2 separate regions of the Mus musculus genome follow, and region 2 is linked to region 1. Evidence: chromatin loops called from intact Hi-C (ENCODE). Cell type or tissue: left cerebral cortex. All regions are shown on one strand.

The links. A loop is a pair of places that touch in the nucleus more often than their neighbours do. Peaks named below come from ENCODE experiments on the same cell type or tissue, not always from the same donor. Only the 100,000 strongest peaks of a DNase experiment are listed, where the experiment ranks them.
Region 2: it touches region 1 in a loop (2.4-fold over the local background); 2 of 42 quality-filtered maps call a loop at or near these places.

What each region holds. Positions count from the first base shown.
Region 1 is chr1:77,892,188-77,900,187 of GRCm38, forward strand. It overlaps Gm33083 (a long non-coding RNA gene), which reads right to left and starts at 4,111. Exons shown (of 5, transcript XR_373562.2): 1 at 3,919-4,111. All of the region lies in intron 3 of Gm33030 (a long non-coding RNA gene), which reads left to right. Gm26263 (a small nuclear RNA gene) reads right to left here and starts at 6,259; the gene lies at 6,096-6,259. In left cerebral cortex, a CTCF peak has its summit at 4,257; a DNase peak (open chromatin) is centred at 4,230; H3K27ac peaks cover 839 bases.
Region 2 is chr1:77,584,999-77,592,998 of GRCm38, forward strand. Gm32793 (a long non-coding RNA gene) reads left to right here. Exons shown (of 6, transcript XR_865558.1): 4 at 917-1,010. Among named protein-coding and RNA genes, the nearest start is that of Gm32974, 14 kb to the right of the region's middle. In left cerebral cortex, a CTCF peak has its summit at 4,634 (motif pointing left); no DNase peak of the experiment used is centred here.

The DNA.
Region 1 (8,000 bases):
AATAGAATGATTTGTCAAGAATGTGTTACAATTATGAATATGCAGACAATAAACATTGACAATCTCACTCTTACCAAAAACAAAAAAACAAAAAAAAAACATTATTGAACACCAAAGGTCAGACAAGTCTCAATATAATAATAGTATATGATTTCAACATCTCATACTCATATCTACATAATCCATCCAAACTAAAAATTAAAAAAGTAAAACTCAGAATTAAAATACACTATGGAACAAATAGATGTGATACATAGCTATAGAAGATTCCATCTGAAAGAAATAAAACATGCATTTTTTTTTCTTAGCTTCCCATGGAATCTACTCTAAACAGACTATGTTTCTAGGTCACAAATCAAACCTTACTAAATGCAAAATTTCCAAAGAGGTTCTTATATATTATCATTTTATGCTATTTATTATAGCTCTCTAGAAGCTAATAGCTAAATAAATAAATAAATAAATAAATAGCCAGATGAAACTGAAGAATATACTCTTGAATGGCTAGTCAGTCACTGAAGAAATCAGGGAGGAAAGAAAGAGACTGTTAAACACAAATAAAAATAAAAACATAACTTACCAGCCTTGTTGAGATACAGCTAGGGCAAGTCTAAAGGGAATACTTATAGATATGAATGTTTATAGTTAAAGAAACAGAAAGATCTTAAATAAATAACCTCATGATGCACCACAAAGTCCTAGACAATCAAGACTAAACCCAACCCTAAATCAGTGTAGGACAAGAAATAAGAATGAGGGAGAAATTAAAAAGATGAAGACTAGAGAACAATTCTTCAGTCAATCAGAAGCAAACAACAAAATTGTTCTTTAAAAAATAATAATAAAATAAAAATTGACAATCTCGTAGCCAAATTAACCAAAAGAAAGACAGGATACAAATTTACAAAGGGAAGGGATACTACAGATCCCAATGAAATCCAAATAACCATTAAGGAGTACTTTAAACGCTTCTATTCCAAGTAACTGAAAAATACTGAAGAAATTGAGTTCCTAGAGACACAAATGACCTACCAACATTAAATCGAAAGAATATAGGAACAATATAAAGAAATTTATAACAATCAACATGGATTGAAGCAGTCATAAAAAAAATACGTAGCTTAGCTGGGTAGACTGCCCAGCATGTCCGAAGCCTAGGTTTGATTCCCAGCACTGTATAAGCCTGCGGTGACAGCTCATGTCTTTAATTCCAGCTGTTGGGAGATAGAGGCAAGAGAGTCATATATCAAAGTCATTCTCAGCTACTCTGTGAGTTTGATGTCAGCCTGGACTACCCCATAAAAGCCCTGAATTAGCGAGAAATAAAACGCTATATCTAACAAACCTATAGCCAACCTTATCATAAATGTGAAAAAAAAAAGTGAAACCATTTCCTCTAAAATCTCGAATGAGTTTGGTTGATTTTAATTAGTAACTAGTAAGTAGTAAGGCAGCTTCATCGACACTCATTGGAAGCGGGTAGGGGAAAGAAAGGGATGGGAGCCGAGCTTCCGAAGCTCATGGGAACCTGAGCGTCCCTGGTGAGCGCATACCCAAGGGCAAGCCCTCACACATTGCTGAAATTAATCTAGACCTGCAAGGTAAAAATGATGTAATGATGTAACCCTTCAGTCAGGGAAGAGCCTCTAGTCTCTGCTGCAGCTCAGCATTAACCTTGGGCCACTCCTAACTTTGGAGGTATTTGGCAGAGCAAGAGGTTCCTGTGAGTTTTCACAGATTCTGAAGTTATTGAGACACCAGGAAGCCAAATTCAAGTCATTGTCTATGCTTCTGCCCTAAATGAAAGACGACCCAGACCATTCACACTGAAAAAAAAAAATCCTGCACACATAGATCCAATGAGCAAGGAAATTCAAATAAAAGTAGAAATCCCGTAACCTTCTATAAAACATGCAAATGTTTATTACAATGCTTTCAACGTACTCCCAAACAGAATTATGAGCAAAATACAAAGAACTGCCTTTCTCAATGTTCCAGAAAGCACCAAGATTGAAGTTGCTAAAATTTATATTTCCCTTCTTTGTTTCATGATATCAACTGTACAGATAAAAGGCAGACTAGACATGTAGGTCAAATATATGCATTTTTTAAAATTAATAAATAATAGTAGGTGCTTCTTTTGTATTTTATTATAATAAAATCTACTGTTTCATCAATCTCATTCAGGAAGGTTTTAACCTGTTTTGCAAAGCCCTCTCAAACATTCAGCACTTTGTGAAGAAAACTCGGTGCGGACAGTTGTCACTGTTTCTAGCCCCATCGGATATACAATTCTCTATAGAAATTATTGTAATAGTAGCTCGATGGTAATATCATTTCACACAAAGGGTAGGACTTCGTCTCCTGTGCTTCTATCCCCACCTCAATGGGAACCTGGAAGTATGATATGTCCAAATATATCAGTGAACACAGAAAAAAAAAACAACATATTTTCCTAATCAGGGTAAAATTTCTTAGCAATGTCATTGTCAAAGTTCAGGATCCTAGGAAAAAGGAGAATGCTATTACCTAGCATTTCCATGTAACTTTATATTTGTCATGTTAAAAATAAAAATGCAAATTGCTAAAGAAGGAAGACAAAGAGGTAAAGCGATGTGCCTGACATATATACCTGTAAGAATTGTTTAACTTGAAAAAAGTAAAAGATTTTAATAATGTAAAAAAATACTCGAACGGCTGGAATCACAGAGCCAATGAAGCGGTTACTTCTCCATCAGTTTGTTAAGTTGCTTGGCTGATAGATGAAGCAAAAAGACCAGGACTCTGACTATATAGATTGTGATGTTTGTAAGAAGGGACTATGTCAGACCATTATTTTAAAATATACTCACCTAAATTAAAAGCCTTCTAAGCTTTTATTTGGTACTAGATTCCAAGACTGGATACTATATATCTTTGTTCTTTATAGTTACTGAAGTGCCCAACCATGATGAAAGGCTTCCTTTATTTTTAATCTACTATTTCCATAATGAGAGCAATGGATAATTGACTCAATAAGGTCAGAAAATAAATAAATCAAACACTTGGTTCATGTGTTTCTAAAGGAATACAACAAACAAACTCTTGGTCAAACAACACTATCAGTTTTTCCTTGCCTTGTTCATTCATGTCTTTGCTTAAAGCAAAAGGCTCAGCCAGCTACAGTTTTCTGCTTTTCATAAAAGGCATTACATGTTATGTAAGAATGTGTTAAGAACTGAATTAAAAGCAGATTAATACATTTGTGAATTGAATAAAATGGGTACAGATATTTCTGTATCACTCGGGAGAGAGAAGGTTCTTCCTGTTTTACTGAATTATTTTCCTTTTTAATTGCCACAGATACCTGTATTCTGACAGCACCAATGAGTGTCGTACTGAAGTCCCCATACATTCATGAATTAAAAAAAAAAAAATGGTCCAAGAGAAAGACCTGGGTTTTCGTCCTGTGATGCTGCCAAAGATTCATTGTTGTGTGACCATAGTGATCCATTTGATCATGATTCTGCTTTGCACCAGCCAAGCGATGGCCTCATAGTCGAAACTTCTAACCTGTCATTTCTCCTAATGACTAAAATCTCCACAAATCCCATCTCTCCCCATCTCCAAAGAGGCAAACTATCCCTCTTCTTTGTCTGTTTTTGTGAATCATGTGTCAGCATTTCTTACATTAACTCACTATAATGCATATAATTTTGTTAGAGACTGACTAAAACATAAAATCAAATCAATTAAGAATGTATGATATTCTACTGTAGGAAACAGCATCTTCTAAGAACTAACGTCTTTAGATTACCATAAATAAATCATTGAGGATACTTGTGCATAGATCTTTAACCATATCTCTCATTTTTCTCTAGGTTAGAACTCAGAAAAAATGTTTCTATCAGATCAAGGGGTGATAAAAATCATACTTACATAATTATAATTTCTCATCTTCCAAGAAGTTAAACACCCACCGCATATGGCCATTGCCTTGTGCATTGCTCCTATAAAATAGCTATTTACATCCTCTGCCTATTTTTCAGTTGCCTTAAGTTTTTGCCGTCTCATTAAATTGCATGTATAATTCGTAATTTAAAAAGTGGTTTGGAGAAAGGCAGTTAACAAATGTGTCATCAGCATCATTTACTTATTTCTGTAAACCTTCCCACTGAAAGCCCTTCTTAAAGCATCTAAAATTTTCCATTAATGTGCTGGGTAGAGAATCAGACAAGACGCCTCAATTACCCAAAGGCAGTGTTGGGCTGCCACCTAGTATTTATGTGTGGAACTGCCCGAATTATGCATTGAGTGCGTTCTCATATTTATGACATATGGAATTCTGTAATCATAAGAATGTCACCTTATGTACCAAAGCATTGACATAAGCTCAAAGCTAATATCAATGAATGCAAGAGCCAAGGTTCCCACCCACTCACAGCAAGGTATGTTGTATATAGCCTCCACACTTAACACTTGTTCACCTTGACTGAATAACAGAATGATAGACTGAGCACCAAGAAAGCCTGGGTCCTTATGAACTTACCTCCATGTGCCCAGGACTTGGTTTCTGTAATCTAAGGAGTCACAAAGAGACACTGTCCTGTCACTCATGCCCGGCCCCTTGCCCCAGATGATGCATGGCAATGGCGCACTGCATTTTGTCCTGGGACCACCATACTTGTGTCAGGCCAATGGGTTTTCCTCCTAGCGCTGTACCTTCTTGTCACTTTTCTCTCCTTCACACATGAAGATGCAATCCTTCCCTTGGTGGAAAGGCTTGGCCACCAACCCTCAAAACTGTGGTCCGACAGAGAACCTTGGTGGAAGAAGGGTTGCAGAGTGGTGGACACTGATGACAGTGACAATTGCCAGTGTCCCCTCATCACACAGCATCTGCCCATACGAACAAGGACTACTCCCAGTACCTCCTCATCCTCCCAGTGTTTCCCCAGGCCCTTCTGGCTCTTATATGACCTTCCTTATAAATTTCCCCCAAATTCAGCCCATTGTTGCTCACCTTTTTCCATATCTTGCCCTAAATTGAATTACATATATACTCCTTTAAGACTCTTGGTGCTTTTGACAGAATTTCTTTAGCCTAATATAATCCCACATGAGGTAAAAACAAAAACTTCTTCCCTTTCTGTTAGACATTGATCCTGCTTGTCCTTTCCTTCCTATCAACAGGGGATCATTCAGGAGTGATAGGATTATGACAGTCCTATTTCTTTGATCCTTCATAGTCTAAGTCTACATCTTCTCTGCTATGCTCTACGAGTATCTTTTTTTGTATATGCCCTGACTGGACAGTGTGTTGGTAAGCTGAGTCTATGTAACAGACAAGTCTCATCTTGAGCATGAGCCTCACTGATGAAGTCCTGACACCCACTTGGGTACTCTAGACCCCTCAGTGTGATCCAGAGCTGCCTCTTAATGCTTCCTTACTACCCTGTCCCACCAGGAAGCCTGTGCTCTGCCTATCCTTTTATCTGGGTCCTCAGAACTTGTTCTGTAAAGCCACACCTACTGGGCAAGGTGAAGAAGGGTATGCATGCCATCTGAGGTTTGGGATTTTTTTTCCTAATGCAAATCTTACAGCCCATTTCATACATTAGATCAGAATCTGTCTTAATAAGATCCTGGGAAATTCACACGTGCTTGAAAGTTGGGAAATACTGAATGCAAACCTGCTCCACATTCTCTGCCATTGCACCTATTCATTCCCTTAAATACAATTTGCAATCTAAATTGGTTTTGTTTATTTTCTCTTTTTCTTTGTATTGCTCCTTTGTCACGCTGGAGAGTGAGCATTGGGGCAGCCAAGATCTTGGCATACAGTGTCATGTTTCTCAGGAGGCACCCAGTCACTCTGTCATTGCTTATTGCATTGAGTTCTGAATCCATTTCCTCTTGTTCCTCTTTGGTGTGACACAGCCCCCATCCATCTTGCATTCGCTCCTTTCTGGATCTTGTTCATTCATCAAATGACAATTTTTTAAAACAACAACTTTTTCTTAGTGTTTCAATCACACTGCATCTCTCTGCCTTCCAGGAAGCTATAGGATCTACTCAGACAACTAATCACAGTATCACTTCAAAGATCCCCCCACTTGGGGAGAGCATGAATGCAAACTCCCACTACCATAAGTTATTCAGTCATGTTTCTCACATTTGAGAAAGTTTCAGGGGTCAGCACATCTGGATTGCAATGGATAAGCCTTGCCCTGGGAAAATCATCTTCTTGATCATGTTATCTCCTCTGCCAGGTAAGGTTTCATTTGTCTATCTATGTATCTATGCATCTATCTTTCTATCTATGTATCTATATATGTATCTATGTATCTATGTATATATGTATCTATGTATGTATCTATCTATCTATCTATCTATCTATCTATCTATCTATCTATCTATCTATCTATCTACCTATCTCTCACCTATCTACCTATCTTCTATCTATCATCTATCTATCTATCTATCTATCTATCTATCTATCTATCTATCTATCTATCATCTATCTACCTATCTTCCACCTATCTATCTACCTATCTCATATCTATCTATCTATCTATCTATCTATCTATCTATCTATCTATCTATCTAGTTAGTTTTCTAAGACAGACTTTCCCTGTATAACCCTGGCTCTCCTGGAACTAGCCCTGTAGACCAGGCTGACCTCAAACTTAGGGATCCATCAGCTATCTAAGATTTTTGTGTGTGTGTGACTATCTGGTCTCTCCAACCAAAATATGACATTCATGAAGGCAGCATCTGGAGTTTTTCTATTTCCCAGTTTTTCTATTAGGCTGGCTGGTACATTCATTCTTTAGAAAAGGAACAACCTACTCCCCCTCAACCCCCATTCACAGAAAAAGACTACACATTTAAAGTTATAGAAACTACTTTTGGGGGCAAAAGTATTCTATAAGAGTTCTTTCAAATGAATGGGTTCAGTGGGTATCATAATAAGCCAGAATGTGATTTCCTGTTGTAATTGGATAATTACTTTTTCCCAGTTTATTAATGTAAATGTTTTCTCTATTTGGTCTCGTGTAAGTGTGTGGGTATTTCATTCTGGATGTCGCCCACAAGACAGGAAAGAGGGTGGGAATCCATAATAGATCTGGATAATTGGCACAGGGTGCTTTTATTCTAAGGACTGGACATTTTCTAAGCTGGTACAGTGTTGATACCTATGGCTTTGTGTAATTCTTCAACGTGGCTCTCACAGGAAGCCAAAATATGCTTTCCTGTTGTAATGGAATAATTTTGTGCTTAGAAAACATTCCATTAGAAAGGACTAAGCAGGAGGTCCTGGCTTCTGCTTTGATTTAGCATAGAGATGATTTGAACAATGATATGCTAGGCGACCCCTATTTTGAGAAACCCTGATTTTTTTTTCATGTCAGTTAGAGCTGGAAATCCTAGACACTTGTCTCCATCCCTGGCCATTTTCACATTCACTATTTGTTGCACACATACCAAGTGGGCTGCTTAGTCAATCCATCCATCTTGATAAAATGCCTAAAAAACACCCTGAAGAATTACAGAAAGTGATAGGCGCCAGCTTAGAAAATGTCCAATCCTTAGAATAAACACACCTTTTGCCAATTACCCAACTCTATTACCAATTCTCACCCTCTTTCCTGGCTGGCGGGTGACATTCAGAATGAAGTAGCCACATGCTTACCTGGGACCAAATAGAGAAAACCTTTACATTTATAAACTTGGAAAATGTTGTCATGAATATTCAGTAAAATATTTCTAAAACTGAGACGCAGCATGAACAAGAATCCTCAAGGACACACAGGTGGCAGGTGAGAGTGGCACAAAACAAAACAAATATTCAGGAAACAAACACAGTCACTTGACCCTTGTTTCCTATGGGTTTGATGTATAGCACAGGTGTGGACATTTCCACTCCTTACTAAGTTCACCCTGCAACGTGAAGAGAGATAAGCAGTGGGCTGTTTTGTGTGGACCTTAAACTTAAACTTGAAAAGGAAAATTGAGTC
Region 2 (8,000 bases), 310 kb before region 1:
GGCCTTCCTCTCTGTCCAGTCTTTCCCCAGGGTGGGGTACAGGCAGCCTCTCACAAGAACAGAGTATGGGTGCAGTTCCTAGCATGGGCGAGCATGGCTACTAGTACTGATTTTGCCTTCATGTGGTCAGTTAGGGAGGTAGAGCCTGTAGGCCAAGTTCACCTTGGTATAGTCTCCTGCATGAGTTGTTGGGTGTTAGTGTAGAGCTGGGCTTTATACGGGTCCTTGTGTGGGCATGATATAGGGTTCTCTCTCTCCCCTCTGTCTCTGACTCTGTCTCTCTCTGTCTCTCTCTCTGTCTCTCTCTCCCCTCTGTCTCTCTCTCTCTCTTTCTGTATATCTTTGTTTCTGTCTCTGTCTCTCTATTTCTGTGATCCATACCAGTCTAGAGCATAGAACAGAGTTTCACCTTATGGGACACTGCACAGCTCTGATTCAAAGTTTTACTCCTCTATCCACACATATTGTTTTAGGTCAGATCTCAGACTAAAACGCTGTGATACCTGCTCTGTCTCCCTAGCCATTTTGTGTATATATGGGAAGAGGGGGCTGGGAGATTTTTGAGCATCAGATCAATGGGAATCTCTTGAAAGTGGCTTCTTGCCAAGGCTCTGGTTGAGAAAAGGTTTACCCAGCAGGGCTTCTTCCTCTGCTGGCTCAGTCTCCTCCTTAAAATGATCGGAAACTGCAAGAATCTTATGCATTTTTCTCATTGTCTCAGCAATGGCTCTTCTGAGTCAGAGGCACTCAGGCCATTGTCTGAGGAGAGCATCCCCAAATGGGGGTGGAGCCCTCAGAACAGACTCTAGATTACCTTGCTGTGTTTTCTGAAGTTTTCTTCCTTTTCTCCTCTCTTTCTTCCTTGCTCCGTGTCTGCCTTTTCTCTGTCTCACTGACTACTGTTTTCCACCATCAGCCACGGTGAAGGATGATTGCTTTCCCAGAACCCCAGTTCACCTCCTGAGATTCTAGCAGTCCAGGAGTGTCATCTGCTGTCTTCTCCAGATTTAGTAAGTATTTTCTACTTGTTCTGCTTTTCTAGAGAATCCTGCCCAATACAAACAGGCACCGTGATATCCTTATAGATAACCACATAGAGCAGCGGTTCTCAACCTGGGGTGGCAACTTTCAGGGAAACACATACTTCCGATGGTCTGAGGAACCCGCAACCATAAATCTATTTTCATTACTATTTCATAATGGTAATTTTGCTACTGAGAATTGTCTCAGTTCCTAAGATCATCGGTAATATATGTTCTCTGATGGTCGCGACCCACAGGTTGAGAACCACTGATATAGCGTGATCCTATGAATACATAATTTATTTCTGCCTGAACATCTCTGCTAGGAGTGTCTGGAAACTCTCAAACATCTCAAACAAGCAACCAACTTTTCAATGCATGAGCCCTATTAAGGAACGCATCATATCCAAGACTTAACAGTGGTTAGCTTATACACGATAGAGTTATTTCTCATAGCTCTTGCTACTGGGTATGCTGTCAGGAGTGCTATCCAAGAAGGACACAGTCTAACCTTTTACTCATTGCTGCATCCTCTGAAGTGGATGAGTCCTGCATCCTCAAGTGGAGGAAGGGAGGAAAAAGCAAGAGAGTCCTACATTCCATTTATGTGAATAAAGATACATCCTTTTTTTCAAATAAACATTTATTTATAGGCACTGATATTGACATTTCATGTTTACTGCATATATCAACACACAAGAAAAACTATTATCTTATAGTCCCCCTTTTCTACGATGGAATTTTATCTGGCTGAACTTATATGGTTCTGTGCATATTGCCACATTCTATGTGATTTCACATCTACAAATGCCTTATTTGTGTATGGAAAACATCATTTCCTTGGAGTTTACAGTAAAGACACAGCTTAATCACTTGCCAAAAGGCAAGACACTGGGAATTAGGTTTGACATGTTGTTGTTGTTGATGTTGCTAATATTTTTACTTAGCCTACAGGATAATGGGTTTCAGTATGATACATAAATAGTATCGTACCTTGATGTACTAAATGTCTTACTGTTCTTCCCACATCATTCCATTTCTGTCCTCACCTCAAATAACCCCCTTTCTGCGTTCATAGCATATGTACATAGACATATTTAAATCTAGATTCTCAATGAGGAGAGTTGTATTTTTTCTCTCTTTTCTTCTAGCATCATCCTCTTCCTCTTCTCTTTAGGTATTATCCTTCCCTCATAGTATCCTTTCTGTTTTCATTGTATATGAATATATACACATATACAGGTGTGTGCATACATACACATTTTTCTATTCATATTTAAATCAAATTCTTCATACAATAGAAAGTATGATACTTGTCTCCATAGGTCTGGTTTATTTCAATCATGATCTCAATTTCCATGCACTTCCTTCCAAACGACATAATTTTGATTTGTCATAGCTGAGTAAAATGCCATTCAAATAGCTGAGACCTGGAACCAGCCTAGACCATCAAGGTATGAACACTAATTTTGGAGGAAGTATTATCATTCAAATTGTAGTATATTTCTAACAGCTTCTTACAATGGTAATAGCTTTTCTTAGTGTGTGTACATGGGTGTCTGTGAGTGTGGGCACACATGTGCCATACTGGAAGTCATAAGATGACCTTCCGGTCTTGGTTCTTTCCTTTCACCATGGATTCTGGAGATCAAGGTCAAGTCATGCACCAGGTTTGCAGAGCATTCCTTATTCTACCAATTCATCTTACCCACCCACCAATGGTAACACATCTTACAATTACAGTACTTTATTAAGACTGGATATTAATGTCAATACAATCTTCCGATCTTACATGAGTTTCTCTATTTCTCTCAATATTGACTTGAGTTTGTGTGTGTCTGTATTCATGTCTATGTATCTTTTATTGCCTTCAAGCTTGTGTGTCTACTACCACACCAATGGGAGATTCATTTGAAATTATCAGCAATGTAGTTTTGAATAGCTGCATGGTGTTTTACAAAAGAGGCTTTCAAATGAGCCACTAAGTTCCTTTAATCACTTGTCTTCTATGTTGTTGTAATTTATCACCTAGGGCCTCCATGTTTGTAAGCCAGCAGTAAAACAGTTATCTAACTTTAAATAAAGGACTTACACTTCTCTTTGAAATCTAGGCTGTGAACCTCATTTCATGTAGTTATCATGAAACTTAAGGAAATATTATGTAAAATAAGCCACACAATTTGCCATGAAGATGCTCAAGAAATGGATGCTGTTACCATAGAGATGATAACCCGGGGTGTTGATGGTAGATGAATCTTAACAACTGCAAGAAAGCATGAAAGAATTATAAAGCAAATTAACAATAATGAATGGAGAAAAGGCATTTCTGATATAAATACTTTCACTAGATATCAAATACCAATTTCACCCCAGCCAGGAAAGAGTTTAAAACAGATAGTGTGTATCTCCACCAAGAGAGTATAATGTTAACAAGCAGTCAGGGGCATTTTTTCCCCAAATCTAAGTATTACACAGAAATTACAAGTCTTATCATATTTTTGAGTTAATTAGGAATCAGATATAATCAGCGATGTTATATACTAAACAATAGTACTTAAAAAAATAATAAACGGTTTCAACCAAAGCTGAGAGAAATGGCTGTCTCTGAAGTCGGGTTTCTATGTTCATCTTGGCAACCACATTTTAAGAGGATATGGAGGAATGATGTCCCTTCAGACCTGGAGCATCTAATAAACATAGCTCTGTTCTCAATGAATCAGGAAGTTTGTGCACCACACCCTGAAAAAGATAGCTCTGGCCACCCTCCATCACAGCACCTGCTTCCTTCCTCTCAGTGTCGGCCACGCCCTTTGTGCAGGAAAGCATGGCAGGCGTTTGATCAGGAACCTTCTTTCTTGAGTCTCTCATGTCTATCAGACCACAGTCACATGATGTTGACTGGGTGGTGGCTTTAAACATTTGTTTTAACTCTGTGCTTGCTAAAACATAGAGTCATTTTCAGGATATTGGGATGTAGAGTATTTTCTCAGATGTGGTCAGCTCCTCAAAATTACTGCATATTGAGAAGAACACAACAATAGCAACAAAAAACCAAAGCCACACACTTTGGCAGTATGCAACATTTCCCAGTGAAACAATTCCAGGAGTCTTAGTGAATATAAAACATGGCCTAGTTAGGAGCCCAGGTATCTGCATGTGGAACCTATTTCCTTCCCTCTATTTTGAGCAATTTAAGAAGCTCATTACATACATGCCTCAGATATGGAGAAATGAAGAGATCCCTAGAAGTAAACTTTCAAATGTTCCAGTCTGGGCTGGACCAGACACCCTCAGGCCTTCCTGGAGTCTGAACTGTACAGTATTTGGTAGGGTTTAAGACATTCTGAACCCATGGGATGTTTAAGTCCAAGAGCTTTAAGTAGAAAGAACTCCCACAGTGAAGGGTATCTGCTTTCGTTGTGATGGCTTACGTGGCCTTTCTCAACCTTAGCACCATTGGAAGTTTGGATCTCATAGTCTCCTGCTGCGGTGACATATTGTATACCACAGGATATGTAGGGGCACCTCTAGCTTCTACTCTCTAATCCATAATAGCACAAATCCCATATTGTGACAACCACAAGTGTCTCCAAACACTGTCAGGTGCCCCCTTGTGGAATGAAGTGAAATCACACTACTAAGAAAATAACCTGCCCCATTCCAATTCTGTTGGATGTAAATTTGTTCATTCTGGGAGTTTCTGTTGAGTACTGGGTATGTACCAAGGTTTTGGGGGAAAGAGGATTCATCTTTGGCCTTATTTAACTGTCTTCTCCCAGACAGGCTTGAATATTCCCCAACAATGACCTTGAATTCAGAAAACCTAGTTTGACCACACAGACTTTGAACTGTTATTTCTTCCAAGAAGAATTAGCTATATCTTAGGCAAACAAGCATTTCTTTACAAGCCTCTCAGTTTCTACTTCAAAAAATGACTACTGTGTCCAGACTTGACCCTCAGAGCAAATGCCAACAGCCCCATGAAATTTGTTTTCTCTCTTAGTAATGGGCTCCCGCATCCTGTCTCCATGGCATCTGTAAGTTCAAAGGTATTTATTTCACAGCAAATATTAAGGCCTGAACAGCTTAATCTCGACAGAAGGCAGAATCTCTAGGGAAAATTCAGAGTTTAAACAAAAATAAGTCACTAATGCCATTACCCAGAACTTCTGGATTTTTTTTTTTCAGATCCAGTCCCTCATATGATTGTTAGATTTAGAATATCAGGTCAAACAATCATTTTTAAATAAAGACGACCTTTCACTTCCACTATCTAAATTGGATGGTTAAGGTGGTGGTCGTCTAAATGCCACAACCTCACAGGAAAACATTTCAATAGATTCTTTTCCCACAAAAGCGTCAGAAATCTAGGACACAAAGGATGCTAAGATTTAGGGAGGGACTTTAGTGGAATGGGAAGCAAAGAGACATCTGTGTACAGTGGTCTCTCTCACATTCTCTATGGTATGGGCTGTTTTCATGTGAGAATCTCTTTGAGCCACCCCATATTTAACAGCTGTATGAAAACGTTACCAGGAGAAATGGGCAGGCAGCTCTAGGTTGTAATGAGGAACTGAATTAAGAAGGGAGAGCGTAGAAAACTCAGCAGGATGCATGGAACCCTGCATCTCCTTTCTTTTGAGATGGTCTTTTATGTCACTTCCTTTTTATTTCACTAAGGCTTAAAGATGAGATTCTCTGAGTCTCAGTTTCCTTCTGTTGATGTAGGCTAGACAAAGTTAAGTCCTCTAAGACATCTCCCAGCACTCATTCTATGCGTATCTAGGGCTAGCTACTCTCACCCTACCGGGCATTTATAATCTCACACACATGTACTGAGTGTACATGTACCACAGGTTTCTACCTACCAGAAAATGACAAGCTAACTCTAGGGAGGCACTGAAGAGAGGCCATCACTGGCCAGACAGAATTTTAGAGAACTAAGCTTCGAATGACTTAAGAAATTAAGCATGGAAAGGGATAAAGTAGATAGGGATAAAGTACGGTAGAGTCCACCGTAGCAAGTACAGAGTGCTAGCAAGTCACATCGCATCTGCAGTCAGGAAGTGGAGATCAATGAATGCATGCTAGCACTTTCGTTTGCTTTCTCCATTTTATACATCCCAGGATCTTCTGTCCAAGAAATGGTCCCACCAACAACTAAGATGGGACATCTCATATCAGTCAACATAATCAGCATCACCCTTGCAGGCATGAGCAGAGGTCTCCCCAAGTGACTTCACAGGTTGTAAGAATGAATGCAGGTCAATGGTAGTAAAACTTTCTCAGAAATCTTGGTTTATATTTTGTCTGCTCAGAGAATTCTTAGTTGAAACTGCTATTTTGTGCTTACACACAGGAACTCTTTTGTTGTTGTTGTTGTTATTTGCTTTGTTTGTTTGTTTGCAAGTGAGCGGAGAGTCTCATGCATGCCAGGCAAGCCTTCCACACTGAACTCCATGCCCCCTTTTACTTTCTGTTTTGAAACAAGGTGTTGCTAAATTAACTAGACCAGCCTTGTATTTGCACCCCTCCTGCCTTCGTCTCCTAAGTAGTTGGGATCACAGGCTGGTACCCTCCCCTCCCCTAGGCCCAGTTTTATTTAGTATTGACTTAAAATATGTTTTCAGGAAAGGAAAGTAGATGTTTCTTGTTTTTAGACAGGAGAGCAAGCACTGACCACATTAGGAGAAAAAGTTAATGGCATTCTAGTTTCCCCATTGATATAAATGAGTCTTATTTGAATGTAGACTTCATGAAAAGTCTTTTAATAATTTATCTATTAATATTATTTTTCATGTCCAGAAAATGTTGTTAGTAAACATGTATGCTTCTTGAAGAGTATAAACTTGACCAAGAGAGAGGAATTTGGAGATGAAGAAGTAGACCATACACTTAATGCACACCTGCAACATAGTTGCTATAGATCCCCCAACCTGTGTCCAGGGCTCCTTTAAACATCCTTAGAATCCTTCTCAACTCAAACAGCCATGACCACTCAATTAGCCTGGGCACCAGAGAGAAAATCTATTTCCCATTATGGGGCACAGAATTTATGTGATTAGGTGACAAGAAATCATAGATAACTGAATGGAAAAGATTTCTGAATACTCACCAGGCAGGTGGTCTAAAGGGTCTGAACTGAAAAACGCCTTCGACATAAATTTTACAAACGAGAAAGCTAAGTTTCACAAGGCTGTTCCCTGACAAACTCGAATATAATTGACGGCAACCATAAATAGCACGTTTCAATGGCATCACTGCGAATACCATCCCACCCATCAATCAGGAGCATGCATCTGCATTTTAAAATATGCCCATAATTACTTATTATTCGAGTTTACTGTTGGAGAAGCACTCGTGGTCCTATATACTCTGAATAATGGCATCTCCTTTATATATTGTTAGCTGATTTGCCTGATGTAGACCGCAAGATTCTAGCATGACATTTCCCTCTATTCTCATTACTGGCTATTCACAGCATCCATAGATGTGACAGAAGCCCCAACTACGATGCCCTGGATCACTGCCAGGCCTCAGTCACCACAACCATGTTCACAGCAGTTCTCTCTACCTAAGTTAGATGCATGCTAAAATGGAGACTAGGATTCCAAAGTAATTGCCTCGCAGGACATAGAAACAAAGGCAACACAACACAAGGTGGACAGGGAAAGCTTTCATGAACCTTGAAATTGAATTTGAAGTCAATGATATAGCTGGGAAATGACAGCCTTGAGTGACTCTGGGTCACTCACTGCAGAGAAAGGGGCCTTATTTCAAAGAAATTGCCCTGTCTTGCCAGATAAAAAGGAGACGTGGGCACACAAAGAGAAGACCTGCTGCTGCAGAGTGCCATGGAGGGACAGCTGGTTACCCAATCAGCGGTGGACAGGATGTGGAAGACCGTGGATTTTTTTCCATCACTGGGCCAGAAGTGTTCTTTCTTTTGATGAAATGTTGAAAAATAGGCTGGCTCCA